Linked DNA regions of Homo sapiens: region 1 is linked to region 2. Evidence: chromatin loops called from intact Hi-C (ENCODE). Cell type or tissue: endothelial cell of umbilical vein. All regions are shown on one strand. Each heading gives the region's core, and the rest is flanking DNA. Links, peaks and the distances in the headings are about the cores only. Region 1 has its middle 91 kb from the start of MIR548AU. Region 2 overlaps LINC02603 (long intergenic non-protein coding RNA 2603).

Evidence for each region. Peaks named below come from ENCODE experiments on the same cell type or tissue, not always from the same donor. Only the 100,000 strongest peaks of a DNase experiment are listed, where the experiment ranks them.
Region 1: a loop joins it to region 2, with 7 times the contacts of the local background. A loop is called at or near these places in 51 of 110 quality-filtered maps.

Annotation. Positions count from the first base shown.
Region 1 is chr9:93,681,929-93,690,262 of GRCh38, forward strand. No RefSeq gene overlaps it. Among named protein-coding and RNA genes, the nearest start is that of MIR548AU, 91 kb to the left of the region's middle. In endothelial cell of umbilical vein, for the core only: CTCF peaks have their summits at 395 (motif pointing right) and 3,436 (motif pointing right); a DNase peak (open chromatin) is centred at 393; H3K27ac peaks cover 464 bases.
Region 2 is chr9:94,209,450-94,217,783 of GRCh38, forward strand. All of the region lies in intron 1 of LINC02603 (long intergenic non-protein coding RNA 2603), which reads right to left. Among named protein-coding and RNA genes, the nearest start is that of MIRLET7D, 35 kb to the left of the region's middle. RefSeq lists an enhancer at 2,950-3,512. In endothelial cell of umbilical vein, for the core only: a CTCF peak has its summit at 4,255 (motif pointing left); a DNase peak (open chromatin) is centred at 4,222.

The DNA of each region.
Region 1 (8,334 bases), core at 174-8,173, 530 kb before region 2:
TGGGGTTGTCAGACATGGGCCCTGTGGGCTGAACAGAAAGGAGAGTCTGCAGCGGCTCAGAGCAGGGCCCTGGGGCCACCGTCACAGTGGAGGGATGCGTCAGGCCCTTGGGGAGCCCCGCAGTTCGGGAGCAGGTGGAGTGAGCTCTCCAGGACTACAGCCTGCTGCTGGTTGGCCAGAGGCGAGGGACTCTTCCCCTGCCCCTGCCATGTGCCCATCATCTCCATGCCTGGTGGGGAGCTCAGAAACTCGGCCAGGTCAGTCTATTCTGCAGGACCCTGCCTATATATGTGCCCACATCCTTTCGCCCCGGCTGGACCCAGAGCCGGTCCCTGAACCTGCAGTTGGCAAAACAGGGTTCAATTTGCGAACCTTTGGGGCCATACCCAGAATAACCACCGGGGGGCAGGGCAGGGCCGGGAACAAGGAGGACAATTGTGTGAGGTTATTTAGTGCCTGGGGCTGGGGCGGGTGCTGGGACTTAAGGGCTAATGGCAGGCGTGATGGTAACTATGGGCCAAAACAACAACAACAACAAAAAAACAAGCATGCTGTGAGTGCTGGGAAGGAAGGCGACAGTAAAAATCAGCTCAGCTTAGTCATTGATGCACATGTGCTCTGTTACCTTGTTCATGCTTCACAGTCGCCCCCCAAGGGAGATCCCCTGAGCGTCTCTATTTTACTGATGAAGAAACTGAGGCACAGAGTCTCTCAGCTGCTAGAGCAGGAATTTACGTCCAAGCAGGTCAGCTCCAGGGCCTTTGGGCTTATAAGTGAGACCTGCAGAGAGACATTCTGCAGCCAGCAGCCAGGAGGCAGCTTGCAAGGCCTGCGGAAGGAGGGCTGTGGGTGTGGGGCAAGGGGCGGTGCAGGAGCAAAGGCCCTGAGGTGTATGGCTGCAGCGAGGGCCTGAGCCAGTGGAAGAGCAGGGTGTAGCTCGGAGCTCAGCTAAGGGGCACCAGCGCTGTCTCCACAGCGGCTCTCTCTTTACCACCCCTTTCCCCTAGATAGGCAGGTCTCTTTCCCCTGCCTGCCCCAGCCTAGCCTAGCCTGAGCTCTGTGCCCATCCCAGACTCTGCACAGCCCTGGGCAAGGAGCCTGATTTGTGGATGGTGACACTGAGGCAGGTCTTGTCAAAGACATATGGCTGCCAAGGGTCTCTGCCCTCCTTGTTCGCAGTATCAAGAGGCTGGAGGGTAGTGTGGAAGGGAGAGTTGAGAGGGCTTACGGTACAGGGTTAAAAAGAGAGAGAGAGATGTTGCTGATTTTAAAATCCAAGCTGTGTTCCAGTCTTCGCGAAAACAGTCTCCTTAATAATAATTCCCAGTGGTGACGGTGACATAAGTACTCAGACGGAAGGTCTCAGATATCCGGGTCCAATACCGCTGGTCTTGTCCAGTGACCCTGTGGCCAGTGTGGTCACAGTTCCTGAGCACCTACTGTGTGCTATGCAGGGCACTACAAGCTTTCCTCTGGCTGGCTGACCACTTAGCATGCTCCCTAAGCCCCGGCCCATGGAGGGAACAGGGCTGGGTCATGGGCTGGGCAGGCTTAGACAGTCTGGCCTGGGGGGCCTTTGAGCAGAGCCTTGAGAGCCTGAGAGAAGAGTGTAAGCAGAGGGGACAGCCTGTGCCAAGGCCCTCAGGCAGGAGCCAGCTTGCTGGGGAAGAGCCAGGAGGCAGTTAGGTGAGGAGAGGGCACTGAGAGCCAGCAGGGCCAGGGTTAGAGGGAGGCTTCATCCCCTCAAGCCCTTGGCAGGTCCTTGCCCAGCCTGGCTGTGTGGCCTTGGAGGACAGCCTCAGCCTCCTCATCTCCAGAGTGGGGGTGATGGCGCTGACCCACATAGAGTTGCTCCAGGGCCCACGCTTCCCTGTGTGCCCCCCACTTCCCAACAGCCCCTTGTGGAGCACTCTTCTACCCTTCTGCAAGCCCTGCTCAGAGGGTCTTGCTCACTGTGTGACCTTGGGCAGGTCACTTTCCTTCTCTGGGCCTCTTTTTTTTCCCTCTGCCTTGCTGACGGCAAGGCTGCCTCCACCCGGAGGGGCAGGGGAGGTTCCCACTGGAGCTGAGGCAGGGGAGAGGTGTCCTCACCCAGGCCTTGACTTCTGCCCTCTAGGCCTTATCGAGAGTGGTGATGGCCTGCAGCGCTGCCTTGGGCGACCAGGCCTGGCCCGAGAGCTTCCGTGGGTGGACCTGGCACTGAAGCACAGTAGGAGGTGCAGGGGAAACCATGTCCTGGACCTCAGGCCTGTACTGATGCTTAAACACTTACTGATTTCCAGTTTTCGGTTCTTTCTCACATTTTGCAGTACATTTTTTTCTTGGCCGCAACTTAAAGTTTTTGTCTGCAGAGCCCTGTGGCCAGAGGGACTGGCTGTGGTGACTGGGGTGCAAGGTGGGGTGCCCTCAGGGGCCCAGCTGGGCTGCGGATGCCTGATGGATGCCCCCTGGCAAGCCCCAGCTGCCCCATTGAGCCACCCATTGCCCTTGAACCCTCTTCCAGGCCGAGTCCCACCGTTGCCTCATCCAAACAACCCCAGCGATGCCACCTCGGTAGAAAAATGATGCTGTTCCATTAACATCTGACACGGATTTGCAGGCCCCAAACAGACGAGCGAGCTGTAAACACCCGGTGCTGGCTGGGCCCTCGCCCGGCCTCCAAGTAGGATCCTTGTCATTAATCGTCCTCCCGCCGGCCAGGCTGGGCCCTGGGCCCCACTGTCCAGCCAGTGCTATTCCAAAATCAGAATCCTCCTTGTCCCCTGCAAACTGCATTTACCAAACAATGGACTCGCCGGCTTCGCAGGCAGGAGCAGAAAGAGAGCGTGCACCCCACTTCTGGTGCTGATGTGGGTGGTGGAGGTCCTGGTGCTGCCTTTGCCCACTGTATGACCTGGGGCCTTGACTTCCTGCCTATAAAATACAGCAATACCCCTGGTTTCCTGAGGGTCTTGTGAGAATGAGAATCGAGGGCCTGGTGTGCCACGATTCCACCTGCCCGGTGTGCTCTTGGGGACAAGTCTCTCAGGCTGCCTGGTTGGGAAGGGTGGGCTGCCAAAGGGGCCGGCAGCTCCACAGAGCCCTCTTGTCAGCACGCCCTGCCTGGGAGCAGCCCACTGCGGTGCTGGGTGATTTCTGCTCATTGTGGCTGATTTAATAAGTGTGTGAGGCCACCTCCATGTTGTTACCTATATCTTTTTATCCAGAAGAGGAAGGATTTTGTCCATGTGTTGTCCAGGAGTACCATGTGTGTACACCAATGTGAGGTTTTGTCCACTTGTGAAAGGGAAATCTTACATAAATGTGCAGTGACTCACATATTTGGTAGAGGAAGCTTTGGTCTGCGACATGCCCAGGAGTACATTTGTATTTCCTTCCTTCCGTCTTGGGCTCCTTTCTGTTAGAGTTTAGGAAAACTACATGTCTGTGCCTCCAGGGGGCCATCGGCATCTCTGCTCTGCTCCCTGGGCTGGCAGGGACCCCAGTGGGGACAATCATCTTACCTTCCAGCGCCATCAGGATTACAGAGGTAAGCCACCTTAGCTCAGTGTCAGACGTTTACTGGGATTATTATCATTGCTCAAAAAAGCCATTTATTTCACCTTTACATCTGGGGAAAAAGACAGTCCTGTTTCCTTATTATTTACTTTTTAAACCACGCAGCTCTGCTCCACTGGGATGTATTGTAATTTGCTGCAGAGCACTGGGATCGCCCTGATATATTCCCCGTTGGTATCCAGGTATTTGTGGCACATAAATACACAGAAATTACTTTCCCTGAAGATGGGATTTTCCCGGTGTAAAAGTTTAATCAATGTCTGGACTCTGCTTGTCCAGGGTTTCCAGGTGCAATGCTGGAATATGTTCCCAATCTACCAGATCCTTATTGTCCTCCTTGGATTGATGAGCTGCAAACCCATGAAGCAAACCTGAAGGCTGTTGATGACCTCAGGCTGCATCCACTTTCCCTGTTCAGGGAGGAGGGGTGCGATCTCCTGGTCAAACCCTCCCTTTTCCCCCAGCTCAATGCAGACACTCTCTGGGCTTAGCTCTCCACTTCACTCTGGGGCGGGTCATGGGGTGGGGGGGGTGTGCAATCTCCCAGGACCCCCTACACCAGCCCTGCCCTGTCTAGGTCTCCTGATTCCCTTCTTTATTGCTCCAAATTCAGCTTTGAAACAGTATTTCCTCTGGTCACTTTCCTGCTCAACCACCATCTGTGGCTCTTCACTGTTACAGGATCCTGACACTCTGTGTCAAACAAAGGATCCTCCATTGTTTTGTACTACAACTCTCACAGCCCCAGCAGGGCATCCTTTGCGCAGTCATCAGGCCTCCCCAGGCCCATTTCACCCCTGAGGATGGTCTCCATTTGACCTCATGTTAGCTGGCGCTGGGGCCACAGTGGTGAGCCAGCTGTGGTCTTCCCCTTGGGGAGCCCCAGCTCCTGGGCAGGTAAGGGCCTCAGTGGTCAGTGGGTAGCAAGGTGAAAGGAATGGCCAGGGACCCTGGAGGAGAAAAGGATTGGAGACCAAGGTAAGGAGGGGCACACAGGGAATTTTAGAAGAGGAAGTGCCAGAATGGAGTCTGACAAGAAGAGACTGTGATTCCAGGTGGGGAAAGAGAGTGTCAGAGGAAGGGGCTCCAGGCAGAGGTACCCATGAGTGCACAGTAGGGTCCAGAGTGAGAGCAGGGAAGGACAGGGGGCAGGTCTGGCGACTGGCCAGGCTGCTGGAGAAGTGCGACGTGTATGGGGCAGGGGCTGGGCCCCAGGCTGCGCAGGGTCCTGGGGCAGGTGGGGATGGAGGAAGGAGCTGCATTGAGCTTGGCCCTGCAGATGTGGATTAGGACACACAATGTATCTGAGTGGCCCTTCTGGGGTCTGCGGTTATCGCTGTTGCCTCCTCCGAGACCCTAGTGATTCAAGGCCTGAGGGTGCACAGGCAGGCAGTCAGGGGCATGGTCAGGTAGCAGGGGGCTGGGTCTGGCCACCTCTACCACAGTGGGCTTGGCTGGCCTAAACAGGCAGGCCAGGGGCTCCTGGAAGTCTAGATGGCAGAGGGCAAGGCTTGGGATTGTCCAACCACAGCCTGTGCCAGACAAGTGGCCTCTGGCCCTCCATCCCATACTCCTCTGAGGGTGACCATGTCTATCCTGGGTGCTCAGCCCAAACTCGGCTAGACTGCGAATTGGAAGCTGCCTTCCTGGGCCAGCCTTAGGGATGGGGCCTGGAGAAAAGATTTCCCCTCTGGCCTCAGTCTTAGCTCTGGGTCCGAGGCCATAGACCAAACCAAAGAGAAGTAGGAACACAGCTCTGAGGCTGTCAGCTATTGTCTATGGCCCCCATCCCCTGGCAGTACAGTAAGCAACTGAGGCCAAGTGACACCAAGTGACATGGGTGTTCTCATGGCCCATCCAAAAGCAATCATACTTCAGGCTTGTGGGAGAGACAGATCCTCCCCCACTAGGAAGCCCTGTGGAAGTCCAGGTAATGAGAGCATTGAGATTTGAGCAGGATGCTTCAGGGTGGATTACTGAGTTAGAAGCTCCTTCGAGAAGCAGAAGTGGGAACAGATGGTAAGGGTTGAGGGACCAAGAAGAAGGGAGGTGGTTAACAAGTCTTGAGCTGGGGCCAAGGCCAGAGTCATGAAGAGGACAGCATAGATTTGAGAGCCACCTGTCCTCCTATAAATCCTGGGAAGCTTGGAGAAAATGCCTAGCTAAGAGAAATGAAACCAACTGAGGAACAGACCTCCCATTCCCCAGAGCGGGACCATCCAGTAGAACACTCTGCAATGACAGAAATGTTCATATCGTGCCATCGAGCACTTGAAATGTGACTAGTGTGACTAAGTTATGAATTTAATTTTTTTCTCTTTTTTCAAAATTGAGTGGATCTGTGGAACAAAATTTTAAATTTTATTTAATTTTAAATTAATCATGTGAAAAATCAAAGAAACAGAAAATAGAAATGCAAAAGAGGAAAATCAATGAAACAAAAAATGGGTTCTTTGAAAAGATCCATAACATTGATAAACCTCTAGCTAGAAAGATTAAGAAAAAAATGTAGAAGGCACAAATTACTATTATCACAAACAGAGGAGTGGCCATTACTACAGATCCCGCAGGCATTAAAAGAATAACAAGTGAGTATTAGGATCAAGCTTATACAAATAAGTTTGACGAATTAGATGGAAAAATTCCTTGAAAAGCACAAGTAACCAAAACTGATGCAAAAATAGAAAATCTGATTAGCTCTTGCCATATTAAAATTGAATTCATAATTAAATGTCTTCCAACATTTTATAAAGATATGGTATATAAACTCTTTCAGAAAATAGAGGACGAGGCAAAACCTCTCATTTTACAAGGCCAGCATTACCCTGGTATCAAAATTATAGACATTAAAAATAAATTACAAAGAAAACTATACACTTATATTTCTTATGTATGCAGTCACAGATTCTCCACAAAATACTAGAAAACTAAATCCAACAATATATACAAAGGATAATACATCATGTTGAAGTGATGTTTATCTCAAATCAATCAGTGTAACCACACTAAGAGAATAAAGAAGGAAACCATATGACTAAAAATCACTCGATAAAACTGAATACCCATTCAAGACAAAAGTTTCCAGAAATGTAGAATTAGAAGGGAATGTCCTCAGCCTGATAAAGGGCATCGATGCATACTTTGTGGTAAGGAGAATGAACACTTTCCCCCAAGAACAGAATTGAAGTAAGAATATCCACTCTTAGCACTTCTATTCAGCTTTGTACTTAGCCAATGTAATAAGGCAAGAAAAATAAATTATAAAAAACATTTTAGATGGCACTCACAGATGGCATTATTATATTTGTAGAAATTCCTCAGGAATCTAGTAAAGAGCTACTGGAACTGTTTTGAGCAAAGACCTGGAGCATGAATCAGTTTTGTGTGTAATGGCCAAAGGAGGAGGCAAAGAGAAAAAGTAATAAGACTGGAAAGATTGGCAAAAGCCAGTTTATCAAGGTTATAGAATACAAGTTCAATACTAAAAAGTCAATTGTATTTCTATAGGCTAGCAATGAACAAATGGAAAATGGAATTATAAAGCAATACTTTTTACAATAGCATAATAAAGATGAAATATTTTGGGATGAATTTAACAAAAATATTTGCAAAGCCTATACCCTAAAAACTACCAAAACTGTCAAGAGAAACTGAAGAAGGCTTTAAACGGACAGACAAAGTGTGTTTACAAATTGGAAGAGTCACTATTTTTAAGATTTTATTTCCCCCAAACCAATCTATTCACTTATTGCATTTCAATCTTGGCAATATTTTTGATAGAAATTGAAAGATATTGACATAGAAATATGAAGGACCTAGAACATCCAAAACAAATAATTTTCCAAAAGAACAAACTTGGAGAACTACACTGGTTGATGTCAAGAGTGAATATAAAGTTATAAAGACTTCTTATTAGCTGGGTAAATAAAACAGTGTAGTAGATAAAGAAAAATGCAAATGAATGGAATATTCAGAAATTAATTCACATGCATATGGTTAATTGAGTTTTAACAAAAGTATGAGGGCATCTCAATATGGAAAAGGAATGTCTGTTCAACAAATGATGCTGGAAAACTAGACATCTGCCTAAGGGCAAAAAAGTGAACTTTTACTCTTAACTCATACCATACACAAAAATTAAGGCCAAAGGGATTCAAGGCCTAAACTTAAATGTTAAAGCAATACATTTTCTAGAAGAAAACATAGGAGAAATCTTAATAAACTTGTATAGGCAAAGGCTTCTTAGACTGAACACAAAAAGAACAAAACGTAAAATAAAAAAATTGACAAGCTGGACTTCAAAATACATTTTTTTGTAAGTTTCTAATAAAAAAATTAAAAGGTAAGCCATGGGAAAGCTATAAACCTACAGATAGAAGAAGCTAAATGAATTTCAAATAGGATAAACCTAAAGAAATCCACACCAACCAAGACACATTACATTTAAACTTATGAAAGTTACAAAGACAATGTCTTTTTGAAAAAAGTCTGAGAAATGGCACATCACCTACAAAGGAGCACCAATTCAAATAACAGCAGATTCTTCATCTGAAACCATGGAGTTCAGAAGGAAGTGGTGCAACAGTTTTCAAGTGAAAGAAAAGAGCTGTCAACCCCAAATCCTGTACTTAGTGAAACTATCTTTCATGAATGAAGAGGAAATAAAGACACTCTCAGATGATCAAACACTAAGATAACTTTTTGCTAATACATCCACTCTTAAAAAAATAGCAAAGAAGAAAATAATAACAAGAATACTGGGACCTTTAGAAAGGA
Region 2 (8,334 bases), core at 278-8,277:
AACAAAAAATATGGTTAGTTTTTAATTTTAACCATTACAATAGGTGTTTACTGGTATCCCATTGTGGTTTTTATTTGCATTTCCCTAATAAATAATTGTATTGAGCTTTTATACACGTGCTTATTTGCCATCCAAATATCTTATTTGTTAAAATTTTGCTTACATCTTTTGTTTACTTTAAAAATAAGTTGTTAGTATTCTTGTTACTGTTAAACTATATAAAGAGTTCTTTCTATATTTGGGATATAAGTTCTTTATCAGATATCTGCTTTGCAAATATTTCTTTCCAGCCAATGGTTAGCCTTTTTCATTGTCTGCACAGTGTCTTTTGAAAATCAGAAGTTTTAATTTTGATGAAGACTAATTTATCAATTAGTTCTTTTATGGATCATGCTTTTGGTGTTTTATCTAAGAAACCTTTGCCTGGCCAGGCGTGGTAGCTCACGCCTGTAATCCCAGCATTTTGAGAGGCCAAGACTGATGGATCACCTTAGGTCAGAAGTTCCAGACCAGCCTGGCCAACATGGTGAAACGATGTCTCTACTAAAAATACAAAAAATTAGCCGGGCGTGGTGGCAGGCGCCTGTAGTCCCAGCTACTCGGAAGGCTGAGGCAGGAGAATGACGTGAACCTGGGGGAGGCGGAGCTTGCAGTGAGCCAAGATTGCGCCACGGCACTCCAGCCTGGGCGACAGAGCGAGACTCCGTCTCAAAAAAAAACAACAACAACAAAAAAGAAAAACAAGAACCTTTGTCTAACTTAAGGTCACAAAGATTTTCTCCTGTGTTTTGTACGTTTTGTATTGTTGTTTCTTAAACTTTTTATTTTAACATAACTGTAGATTAACATACAGCTGTGAAATAATACAGATAGATCACATATACCCTTTATGCATTTTTTCCAGTAGTAACATCTTGTATAACTGTAAGAACAGTATCACAACTAGGAAATTGACATTGATACAATCCTCCACTATTATTTAGATCTCAAGAGCTTTACATTTGTGTGTGTGTGTAGTTCTGTGTGATTTTGTCATATGTGTGGATTTATGTGACCAGCACCACAGTCAAGATATAAAACAGTTTTATCAGAAGGATCATTTATGCTAACCTTTTCTAGCCACAACTACCTTCCTTCCTTCCCTATCCCTAATCCCTGGTTACAATTAATCTGATATACATCTCCATGATTTTAGTATTTCAACAGTTTTATATAAATGGAATCATGTAGTACGTAACATTTTGTGGTTGGCTTTTTTCTCTTGGCATAATTATCCCCATTTTCCACTAAGCCTCCCCTTTTGTTTAAGCTGGGTAGAGTCTGGTAAACCTCATTGCAACCCCAAGTGTTCTGATTGATAGGGCAACGGGAAAAGCCTCAGGGAAACATTAGGCAGGAAATGGCACTGCCTTCTACAAGAAATGCCTTAGTTTCTTTACTTGCAAAATGGAGATAAAATTATGTGCCCTGTCTGCTTCACAAGTCTCTTGGGAGATTCTTCTGGAATAATGAATGTGAATGAGCTCTGTAAAATGTACATTGGCATGTACCTGTTATTACTAACGATAAAAGTTTTGTTTATTTGTACTGCCTCATTGTCTATGGAACCCAGGTCTTCTCCCCTTTGGTACTTCAACTTTCTGGTTTGGGCCCATCTTTTCTCACCTGGGGCTTTCTATGTGCTAGATAGCCTGACTCGGCACTTTAGGCATCTGTGCTATCCCTATCACAAATATGGTCTATGAATTCCTGACTCCAGCTCTTACTAGCTTTGTAGTGTTGGAGAAATAATATAACATCCCTAAATCTCAGTTTCTTTATTTGTAAACTGGAGATAAAAATAGTATATAACTCCATAAGGGTTGTTGTGAGAAATGCCATGCTTATGGTATGTGCCTGGCACACCGGAAGTTACTTGCCCAAGGCCACATGGTCAGTATACATCAGAGCTTGGCTAGAGTCCAAGTCTGTGATGCCAAAGATATCATTCAGGATCACTGAATTCTGTGGTCTTTCAATAGCTTACTTGAGTTTTCTGCCTCACCTTGGTTACATACTCCACAAGATGCCAAGAGAACTGAGTTACTTAAATAATTAAAAACAAAATAAAACAAAACACCATGCTTTTAAGGTCTCTCCCTTGTCCAAAGACCTTTGTTTGGTTATCAATGCCAGGGACTCTCTCTACCACTCCAGATTAATTATGCTAACATTCAAGCCTCCTAACAGTGCTAGACAAAACTTATGTGTCAAATATGCCTCACTGCTATGTTTAGCCCACGAGTGCCCTGGCTGTGCCTGGAATTCTGAGCACATACAAAGATGGAGAGGGCTATTGATAGATTGGGTGGTAGAGGGCATTTCCCAGGGGGAAAATAATGGGGGTGAAGACCAGGGGACAGGTAAGCATGATGGTGTATATGGGAAAAAGGAAACAGTCCATCTAACAGCATGTTGGGTACACAAAAAGGGGGAGTTGAAGATGAGACTGGAACATTAGCTGGACTGTGTAGGCCATGAGTGTGGGTCTAAGATGCCTACTTCCTGTTTAATAGGCAATTAGGAATCCTCGGACATGATGTCAGAGCTAAGGACATGGCCACCTGTGCCCCTGCAGGACATCTTGGCTCAGTTTTCACTCAGACTGTCTCAGGGTTTCCATAGTTAGTCTGGGGTAGACTCTCAGCACTCCCACCCCATGTCCTTCCCCTCATGGTCTCTGGGAGGCCCAGCCTCACTCACTATCAGAAGAGTGCTATCAGCAGTCTCATACCACTGAGATGCTGCAACCTGAAGACCAGAGAAAGCTTCTGGAATGCAACATGACCACAAGATCTCATTCTCTCCGCTTGTCTACATGGAAATCTCTATGCCTCATAGCTGTAAAATGGAGATAACAGCACCTGCTTTAGAGGAGTGCTATGTGGATTAAGTAAGATAATGTAAGAAGAGTGCATAGCATAGGCACTAATCTGCCCTGGCCTTCCCTCCAGCACATTCCATACACAGACTTGTCCAGTGTGTGGGCATCACCTGAGAAGTAGCCACTCAGTTTATGTCTTTCAGAAAACACAAACAATCCGTGGTCACAGAACAGAGATAACTGGTGATTCAGATTTCCAGTACATTAGAAGGCACCTGCGAAGGTACTTCCCTTCGCCTCCTGGGAGCCATCAGTGAGCTCTCCAGGAGAGCAGTATGATGCAGAGAAAGAAACAAAGGAGATGCAGATAGTCATGTTTCTCCTCATTCACGGGGTGAACTTGGGCAGCACCTCCCTTTCTCTGATCCTCAGTTGCTTTGTTGAAATAGGGTTGATGTGAGGGGCCAGTGAGATAATGCAGGTAAAGTGCTGCATGGTGGCCAGCACTATTAGCTCCTGATGGGGGCTGATTCTCCCACGTGGGTGCCTGTGAGACTCAACTAAGGGGAGGAGCAGTCAGGATGGTCAGAAGCTCCCTTGTTGCTTTCTAGGCCCTTGCTGTGACCCATCCCTCTGGGACTGGCTCTGTTGTAAGGGTAAAGAAGTTCTGTGACATCCATGTGCCATGTCACTTTCCACCTGGTAGCAGAGGCAGGCACATCAGCTCCTTGGCTCTGTGCTGGTTCTGCTGGAAGGTTTTATAAGAGCACACTGTCCAGTAGAAATGTAGTGTGAGCTGCATGTGTAAGTTTAAGTTTTCTGGTAATTACGTTAAAAAGAATAAAAAGCAGGTGAAAATAATTGTAATATATTTATTTTATTTAACCCAATAGAGGTTGAGTATTCCTAATCTGAAAGTCTAAAATTCAAAATGCACCAAAACCCAAAATGGGCATTGACATGATGCTCAAAGGATATGCTCACTGGAGCATTTCAGATTTTGGATATTGGGATTAGGATGCTCAACCAGTAAGTATAATGTTAATGTGTCAAGCCCCCCGCTCCCCACCCCCCGCAAAAAATCAGAAATTTGAAACATTTCTGGTCCCAAGCATAGAAAAGAGATACTCAACCCATATATTCAAAATATTATCATTATAATATGTAATCAATATTAAAACATTAATGAGTTTTTTTATATGAAGTCTTCAAAGTACCATGTGTGTCATAAACACATCATGGAAAATAGTCTTAATTAGGACAAGTCACATTTCAAGAACTCAAATAGCCATTACTATGTGGCGGCTGATAGCTTCCTCATTGGAGAGTTTATGGCTTAGACTCGGCTTCCTGGAAACAGAGCCATGCTGCCATCTGGTGGTTACTTTGTCAAATAACTCCTCAGGCATCCACCCTGGGCTGGCCCCGTCGAGGTCAATGAAGACAGAAGTTACATCCTTCCCGCCCTTCGGTGCCCTCAACCTAGAGTTCAGAGCAAAGGATGCAAAGTCCCGGAAGAGAAGCCTATCTACATGCCCTGAGATTTGAAAGTGAAAAGGCTGTAACATGAGGAAATCTTTCACAGATGTGGAGATGAGAAGGGGAAATCACCAGCTTGGGGTCATGTGATAAATTCGTAGCTGCCCTGAGGTGAGGACAGCCTTGGCCCAGCCACCAGAGTATCGTACCTAGACCGAGGCAATTGCCTAGAAAATATTGGGGATTTTTTCGTTGTTTTTTGTTTGTTTGTTTTTTTACAAAGTAATGAATCCATTCACGTTTCAAAATGCAAAAGCAGAGTTTCCCATCCCCACGAATCCTAACTACCCAGTTCCCCTTTAGTGAGGCATCACAGGTAATGCTGTGATAAGCTTGTACACTTTATTATTATTATTTTGAGACAGAGTCTTAAGGCTGGAGTGCAGTGGCGTTGATAGAGACAGGAGGCAGCCAAGGCACGCCCCCACCCTCGGACCCCCGACACCCACCTTTAAGGCTGAAAAACCAGACTGCCGGTCCAGATGAAGCCCGCCCTTTGCCCTACTGACTCTTTCTGAATACTGCCCACCTGCGAACTGGGAGGACTGGGTGGGGCCTCGGGAAGTTAACACCGTTTGTAGCAGGAGGGGCCTGGCCTCTGCTGTTCCTGTGTGGTAACCTGGGATTCAATCAGTCAGGTGGAGAGCCTGTTAGCAGGACTCCATCTCACTTTACTGAGTTGTTTTTCCTTTCTGCCCAATAAATTCCATTCCCCCTCACCCTTCAAAGTGTCTGTGAGCCTAATCGTTCCTGGTCGTGTGACAAGAACCTGGTTTGTCCTACAACAGCGTGATCACAGCTCACTGCAGCCTCGACCTCCTAAGCTCAAGGGATCCTCCCACCTCAGCCTCCTGGGTAGTTGGGATACAGGCATGAGCCACCACACGTGGCTAATTTTTGGTATTTTATGTAGAGACAGTTTCACCATGTTGCCTAGGCTACTCTCAAACTCCTGGGCTCAAGCAATCTCCCCTCCTTGGCCTCCCAAAATGTTGGGATTACAGGCATGAGCCACCATGCCCAGCCCCACATATTATTTTTACATGTGCAAGTATATCCATAGACTATACGGGTATACTATTCAAGAATAGTTTCTTGAAATGGAGTTGTTGGGCCCAAGGATATGTGCCTATGTAATTTTGATAGATAAAGAATATCTTTTTTAAAAATCAGCTTTTAAAGATACAATCTACATATAAAAATTCACTATTTTAAGTGTACAGTTTGACAAATGTGTATAGTTCTGTAACCACCACCACGATCATGATGTAGAACATTGCCATCACTCCAGGAAGTTCCCTAGTGGTCCTTAGCAGTTAATTTCCCCACTCCCACCTCAGCCTCTGACAACTACTGATCTGGATTCTGCCCTTATAATTATAGTGGCCTTTTCCAGAATATCATAGAAATGCAATAGAATGTAATCTTTTCTGTCTGGATATTTTCACTTTGCATATAGATCATGCAGTTCATCCATATTGTTGCATGTATGATGTATCAAAGTACAGCAGATCCTTGAATAATATTTTGTCGAACATTGTTTTACTATAATGTTGACGAGAAAAAAAAAATCAATTCCCTGCTGAGGCCACTGTCTGTGTGATGTTTGCACATTTTCCCCACGCCTGGATTGATTTTCTCTGAGTATTCCAGATTACTCCCACATCCCCAAAGATGTACACGCTAGGTTAATTGTTACATCTACATGGTCCCAGTGTGAGTGAGCTTGGGTGTATGAGTGTGGCTCAGGATGGGACGGCATCCTGTCTGGAGTTGGCTCCCGCCTTGCACTCTGAGCTGCTGGGATAGGTTCCAGCCACCTGCAACCCTGAACTGGAATAAGCAGGTTGGAAAGTGGATGAATGAGTGAATACAAATTATTGTTAAAAGAATTTCTGTAAAGTATATGATAATCCTACAATGCATGACATCAAAGAAAACAGTCTGAAAGCTCTCAGCAAGCCCTCTGTATTTGTGATTGTTTTTGAACTGCATGGTCGTAGGAGATGCTCCTGATAATTTTTGCTTTGCAAACATTTATTCTTTGATTCAATCCACCACCACTATGAACACTGTCACTTACTGATTCACCAAAAGTTGTGTAAATAATGATCTTACTTGTTTTTATTAATCTTTCTCAAATGTATGTATAGCTCACTTCTATTTCAATGTTTAATATTAGAAGTATTTGAAGTCTTTATTTAGATATTTCATGATGTTTTAATGACAGAAATATGCCATAGGAACTTAACTCTTATATACATCAATTAGCCTATGGTAAAATTGGTTTCATTATATGTCATTTCACTTAAAGTTGTTATTTCCAAGAACCTATTGATGTTAAGTGAGGACTTTCTGCAATACCTTTTTTAAATTGTTAAGTGATATCATATTCTATAGATATATCAGTTTATCTGTTTACCAGGTGATGGACATTTTGTTTCCAGTTTGGGATTTCTATGAATAAAGCTTCTATGAACATTCAAGTATTTTTTTTTCCCCCCGAGACGGAGTTTCGCCCTTTTTACCCAGCCTGGAGTGCAATGGCATAATCTTGGCTTACTGCAACCTCTGCCTCCTGGGTTCAGGCGATTCTCCTGCCTCAGCCTCCCTGGTAGCTGGGATTACAGGCATGCACTACCATGCCTGGCTAATTTTTGCATTTTTAGTAGAAACGGGGTTTCACCATGTTGGTCAGGCTGGTCTGGAACTCCTGACCTCAGGTGATCTGCCCGCCTCAGCCTCCCAAATTGCTGGGATTAAAGGCGTGAGACACTGCGCCCAGCCAAACATTTGTCTTTAAAGTTTCCTTTCTCCTGAGAAAATACCTAGAAGTGGAATTTCTGGGTCAAATGAGAAGTGAATGTTTAGCTTTGTAAGAAACTGCCAGAGGTTCCAAGATGGCCAAATAGGAACAGCTCCAGTCTACAGCTCCTAGTATGAGCGATGCAGAAGATGGGTGATTTCTGCATTTCCAACTGAGGTACTGGGTTCATCTCACTGCGGCTTTTTGGACAGTGGGTGCAGGACAGTGAGTGCAGCCCACGGAGTGTGAGCTGAAGCAGGGTGAGGCGTTGCCTCACCAAGGAAGCACAAGGGGTCAGGGAATTCCCTTTCCTAGCCAAGGGAAGCTGTGACAGACGGCACCTGGAAAAATTGGGACACTCCCACCCTAATACTTTGCTTTTCTAACGGTCTTAGAAAATGGCACACCAGGAGATTATATCCCGCACATGGCTTGGAGGGTCCCACGCCCACAGAGCCTCGCTTACTGCTAGCACAACAGTATGAGATCAAACTGCAAGGCAGCAATGAGGCTTGGGGAGGGGCACCTGCCATTGCTGAGGCTTGAGTAGGTAAACAAAGCGGCCGGGAAGCTCTAACTGGGTGCAGCCCACTGAAGCTCAAGGAGGCCTGCCTGCCTCTGTAGACTCCACCTCTGGGGGCAGGGCATAGCTGAACAAAAAGCAGCAGAAACTTCTGCAGACTTAAAAGTCCCTGTCTGACAGCTTTGAAGAGAGTAGTGGTTCTCCCAGCATGGAGTTTGAGATCTGAGAATGGACAGACTGCCTCCTCAAGTGGGTCCCTGACCCCCGAGTAGTCTAACTGGGAGGAACCTCCCAGTAGGGGTTGACCAACACCTCATACAGTCGGGTGCCCCTCTGAGATGAAGCTTCTAGAGGAACGATCAGACAGCAACATTTGCTGTTCTGCAGTATTTGCTGTTCTGCAGCCTCTGCTGGTGATACCCAGGCAAACAGGGTCTGGAGTGAGCCTCCAGCAAACTCCAACAGACCTGCAGCTGAGGGTCCTGACTGTTAGAAGGAAAACTAACAAACAGAAAGGACATACACACAAAAACCCCATCTGTATGTCACCATCATCAAAGACCAAAGGTAGATAAAACCACAAAGATGGGGAGAAACCAAAGC